Linked DNA regions of Homo sapiens: region 1 is linked to region 2. A link is an interaction called in ENCODE POLR2A ChIA-PET data of the cell type or tissue named here. Cell type or tissue: B cell. All regions are shown on one strand. Each heading gives the region's core, and the rest is flanking DNA. Links, peaks and the distances in the headings are about the cores only.

Region 1 (2,812 bases), core at 266-2,765, 110 kb after region 2:
GGACTTCTTAGAGGAGAGGTTAGTTAGCTTTATCTGAGCCCTGGGAAGATGCAAGGTATTACAGACTCAGACAGCTGGAACAATACATTTACAACAATTTAAAATTAAGGAGTGATGGCTTTATAAATAAACAGGCAACAACAGGGTTATCGATAATACAATCTAGCTGGGCACAGTGGCTCAGGCCGGTAATCCCAGCACTTTGGGAGTCTGAGGTGGGACTACTGCTTGAGTCCAGGAGTTTGAGACCAGCCTGGGCAACACGGCAAAATCCTGTCTCTACAAAAAAAAAAAAAAAATTTAAATTAGCTGGGTGGGGTGGCTCACACCTGTAACCCCAGCTGCTTACGAGGCTGAGGTGGTAGGATCACTTGAGCCCAGGAGGTTGAGGCTGCCATGAGCTGTGTTCATGTTACTGCACTCCAGCCTGAGTGACAGAGCAAGACCCTGTCTCAAAACAAAAAATAATACAATCTATGAAATAAACAGCCACAATCTAACAATAACGGCTATAAAGTGACTTGACTTCACACCTTTCATGATTTCTCCAGATTCAACCCTCTTATCTTTATTCCATTCTTGATATTATCTCAAAGGAGAACTTGTCAGGGACCTAAGGTGATTCCCGGCCATACGTGGACTTAGGCCAAGTAGGGCCAACCCCAGCTGTACTGTTACGGTTTCAGAGAGATAAACCATGTAAGGCTCAGCTTCCTGATGTTTGAAATAAAGATCATAATACCTACCTGAACAGATGGTTCAGAAGATTAAATAAAATTATGTGTGAAGAATCCTTAGCACAGAGCTCAACATGTGTTATGAACCCAAATAAATGCCAACTATTATTGCATGGTTTGATTCCTCTGGTTTAGTAAGCACAGAATGACAGGCAGATGTTCCTTCCAGTGGGGGCATGTGACAGGCACACAATAAATGTGTACCGAATTAATTACTGAATTAATTAAGCAAAGGTCCTTTCACTTCATTTAAGAGCTACTATCTATTAAATCAATATGGCATTCGTTTGATAGTCCAGTGACACTTGAGCTGTATTATTTTGAAGAAAATCTATGACAGGAAATCTCTTCCCTACTTGACCTCAGAGATGATGAGTAAATAGTTCTGGTCCTTTACAAAAATTGCAAAGAACTGTGGATGGGGTCTTCCATAAATGAGAGGAGCTAAAATGTAATCAGGAGACTGCAAGAACTATTTTGTACAACAAATAATGGGTACTGAATTCAAACTTGAAGAATTATGAGTTATCTCCCTTTTTCTTCCAGTAAGGGTTTTTCTGGGCCAGTAGGAGCCCAGGAGTTCGAGACCAGCCTCGGCAACATGATAAGACCCCACCTCTACAAAGAATCAAAACATTAGCTGGGCATGGTGGCATGCACCTATAGTCCCAGCTACTTGGGAGGCTGAGGTAGGAAGATTGCTTGAGCCCAAGAGTTTGAGGCTGCAGGGAGCTATGTTTGCAGCCACTGGAACAATAATTTGTAGGGAATGGTAAAGGGGAATTCAAGTAGGAAGAAGGCCAGGTGAATCTTTAAACATGTGAACAATGTTTGTTTCAAATAAATCTTAGAAAAAAGATTCACCACCCATCAGAGAACACAGTTTTCTAACTCCTCTTTCTCAAAAAAAGTACCTATAAATGGGTTTTATACATAAATGTTGAGATTTTAAGGAGATATTTCATGCCCTGGGCATACAGCCAGCTTGTTGGCATATTTCAGGAAGAAAAGTATCTGGAAATATGTCATAATTGGAGAAGGAAGGCCAAATGATAAATAGTTCATCTAGTACAGCAGATCAGAATATGTCAGAGAGAGAACATTGGCAGGAAAGCTGCCTCAGGACGGATTTCTTGGAATTCTGGACACCACATGGATCAAATTAACTTCATGGTTCAAGGATATCCTGTTTTCTGAAGCTACTGTGCTTTGAACAACTTTGTAGCATCTGTTGGAAGCAAAATATAATCTGTGGCAACTCATTTATATTTTCAGAACTTTGCCTTCAAAGTCCTGGGGAAGCTCCTCTGATGTTCTAAGAATATGTAACCCATTTTTGGTAGCAGAGCTTTGGTAAAAGTTAATGGTCTCCTAGAGAAACAAGGGGCTCCTTCCCGGCACTGAGAAGGAAAAGTGGCAACATTAACCATGGCCATTAAGACAACAGGGCAGTGGCCAGCTGCAGTGGCTCATGCATGTCATGCCAGAACTTTGGGAGATTGAGGCAGTAGGATCACTTGAGTCCAGGGAGTTCACAACTAGCCTGGGCAATATGGCAGCACCCTGTCTCTACAAAGTATTCTACCTCTACAAAAATAAAAATGAAAATGTTGGGGAAAAGAAAAAACAGGAAACAAAAAGACAACAGACCCATAACTGCCAGGCCCCTCACAAAGAGTTGGCACTATTCTGTAAACATTTTATTTTCTTGACTTCTTTTTATCCTTCGATTTTTCCTCTGCATATTTGCAGCAAAGAGATTTCCAAGATAGTCAAAGTCATGTATTCTCCTATATTAAAAAGGAAAAACTGAGGGATTGCCTAACTCAATGCAAAGCTCTAATTCACCAGAACTGATTCAGGGCTGGACACTTTACAAAACAGGAGTGTGTGAGTGTGTGTGTGTCTGTGTAATAAGGAGGAGGGGAAGCTTAGCAGGAGAGAGCAACACTTTTTAATCATGACATTCTCTCAACTAATGGGTGTGTTCCTGGTCCTTAAGGGTAGATAGATTAAAATTAAAACAAAAACAAAACAAAAAAAGGTGGGGCGAGGTAGCTCACCCTCTAATCCCA
Region 2 (2,812 bases), core at 94-2,593:
AGTAAATCATCGTCCATTCCCTAAGTCTCTACAAACTGACAGCAGAATAATAATTAGAAGAATGAGCAGGAAGCTTAGAGACCATTAAGTCCAGCTGTCTTTCTTTGCAGATAATCAGATAACAGAGTAAGGGAGGTGGGAAGGGTGAGTTGGAGGGAGGACGCAAAGCCCTGACTTCAGCCCATTGCTGTTGAGATGGATCACCCTGACACTCTGAGGCTGCTTCCTGGGTCCATTCTGTTTTGTCGTCATCTATGTCCTTTGCCCATGTCTGGTTTGAGAGGTCACAGGGAAGTGAGCAGGGGCCAGCAATAGAAGGAAGACCTTGTGGGCTGGGAATTTTCAATCTGAAACTTCCTTGTGAAATTTTAAATTCTCCTTTTAACATGTAAGTTATTATTGAGGCCTTTAGGAAATAACTTACTGTCACTTTTGAACTGATAGGTGCAGAATCCCCAATTTTGTCTGTTTGTTTTTATTTTTTAACAGAGTCTCTGTCTGTCAACTAGGCTGGAGTGCAGTGGTACAATCATGGCTCGCTGCAGCCTCGAACTCCTCAGCTCAAGTGATCCTCCAACCTCAGCCTTCCTTATAGCTAGAACTACAGGCACGCACCACCACATCCGGCTAATTTTTTAATGCTATGTAGACACAGAGCCTTACTATGCTGCCCAGGCTGGTCCCAAACTCCTGGCCTCAAGTGATCTTCCCACCTCAGCCTCCAAAAGTGCTAGGATTACAGGCATTAGCCACTGTGCCCAGCCCCCAATTTTGAATTTAAATAATGTCACTTTATTGCAGACCATATAACTCTCCAAGTGTGTCCATGACAAGGAATTTGATTTTTAATGAGAGTAGATCTCTCCAAAGCCTGGGTGGATTTCACTGGGTAATTTTATCTGGCTGCTTTCTCCTGAAGACAGACAGGTAGATAAGGGTAAGTGTTCCAGAAAGTGAATATTTTACTTTGGAGATGAAGAGGACTAAACCAGCCCTCTAAAGGGTGTTTTTAAGGCCTTAGGTAGGATCAGCTTCATCTCAGATTTGCCCTTTTAAATTAGGTGATTGAGAAGAGAAAGAATTTTTCTAAATGGTGTCTTCTGCTAGGCTTTTTTTTTTTCCATGCAGAGCTGGTCTTAACTTGCAAATTTCATCTTAATTTCTTTTTTTCCCTTCTCGTTTTTTTTAATCCTCCCAGCTTAGTAGTATAGAGAGTGCATATAGAATATAGAGTAACCCAGAATTCAGCACTCCCAGTATAAAAGATTGCTCCTTTCAACTTTGGCATTCTTTGTGAAGAAAATCTGTGGAGTTGTAAGCAGAGAAAGTGGATGGGACAGTCTTCTAAAGGCAGAAACCAGTGACAGGAGGAAAACAAGAACCTCCGACAATTCTCAGACCACATAAACTAATTTAAATAGACATGATGCAGTGTGCCACATGGTCAGAAATGTGAAGAATTCTTAGGGTTGACATCGTCACCACAGTCAACAGGACTCACAGGAAATGCTAAGTGCTGGTCCTCCTTCAGCCCTGTGTTACGCTGTGTGAGTGCCTGACTCTGGGCCCAGGGCTCAGCAGCACGGTCTTCCTGTCCCAAAGGCTTATTCCACAAACACATCTGTCTCAGCTCCTGCGTGGAGAGAAGACAGCTCCTACTCTTCCTACTCAGTTAATGTAAAGTAATGAACAGTCCTAGAATGAGTTCAGATAGCTTTGTACACATGTTAATAAAAGTGTAAATAACAGACTCCGGACTGCATTAGCACTGTGGCTGTTACTGATATTTTCTACACACTTTACTTGGCAAAATCGAAAACCTGAAGACAGGTTTGGTTTTGTGCCAGCTGGCTCACACTCTAAATTGGCATTAGAAGGTGTATGTCACTATAGAAAAATGACTGTCCCTTCATAATGCCCACCATACTCTGGAGCCCAGGCAGGGAAGCAGCACGGCAGGGGGAGATGGAGGCTCTGGGCAGGGCCCCTGCAGGGCCCTCCATGTACACCAGCCCACCTGATGTTGGAGAACTGAGTTGGGCAAGTCATTTCTGCTCTCTGGGTCTGTTTTCTTATCTGTATATTGAGTGGTTTGGAATCATCTCCAAGGTTGCTTCCAACTCTAATGCTCTTTGAGGTTTATTTATACATGGAGGGACCCCTCGGGGGCACCTGAAGGTCACTCCCAAGCTCTGTTTCCATCAAGGGCCTCCCAACTTGTCCAAGCATCCAACATCATGCTGTGATTCCTTTTTCCTTTGCAACAAAACAAAGCACACTGAGGAGTTTCTTATTCAGTGTCAGTAGATAGACTGTTTTGAGGCAGCACAGTGACTGTGTTGAAGATATAAGACCTCCTTCCCTGAGCTCATGTGCTCGTTCTAGCTGACGTTGTCCTGAATACATCTGGAATCTGTGAAGTGTTATTTTCACTGCATGTTCTCTTTCATCTCAGCCCAGGTGTCCTAAACCATCATTAGGCCCCTGCTGAGATGATGGTTGTACTGTCTTCTGATCGGACTCTGTTTCTTGGGACGGTTGTCCTGAGTCACCTTCCGAGGCCCATGCTTTACAGCATTTCCTAGAGCAACGAGTCGAGTCTTCGAGTAAATCCTTTTTTTTTTTTTTTTTTTTGAGACGGAGTTTTGCTCTTGTTGCCCAGGCTGGAGTGCAATGGCACAATCTCAGCTCACTGCAGCCTCCGCCTCCCAGGTTCAAGCGATTCTCCTGCCTCAGCCTCCCGAGTAGCTGGGATTACAGGCATGCCCCACCACGCCTGCATAATTTTGTATTTTTAGTAGAGACGGGGCTT

The links. Peaks named below come from ENCODE experiments on the same cell type or tissue, not always from the same donor. Only the 100,000 strongest peaks of a DNase experiment are listed, where the experiment ranks them.
Region 1: POLR2A ChIA-PET joins it to region 2 with 7 read pairs; 2 of 35 experiments call an interaction of 5 or more read pairs at or near these places.

The regions. Positions count from the first base shown.
Region 1 is chr10:22,485,626-22,488,437 of GRCh38, reverse strand. No RefSeq gene overlaps it. Among named protein-coding and RNA genes, the nearest start is that of LINC03027, 49 kb to the right of the region's middle. In B cell, for the core only: no CTCF peak of the experiment used is centred there; no DNase peak of the experiment used is centred there.
Region 2 is chr10:22,596,028-22,598,839 of GRCh38, reverse strand. The region is part of intron 3 of PIP4K2A (phosphatidylinositol-5-phosphate 4-kinase type 2 alpha); the gene reads left to right. Among named protein-coding and RNA genes, the nearest start is that of PIP4K2A, 120 kb to the left of the region's middle. In B cell, for the core only: no CTCF peak of the experiment used is centred there; a DNase peak (open chromatin) is centred at 1,469; H3K4me3 peaks cover 240 bases; H3K27ac peaks cover 2,477 bases.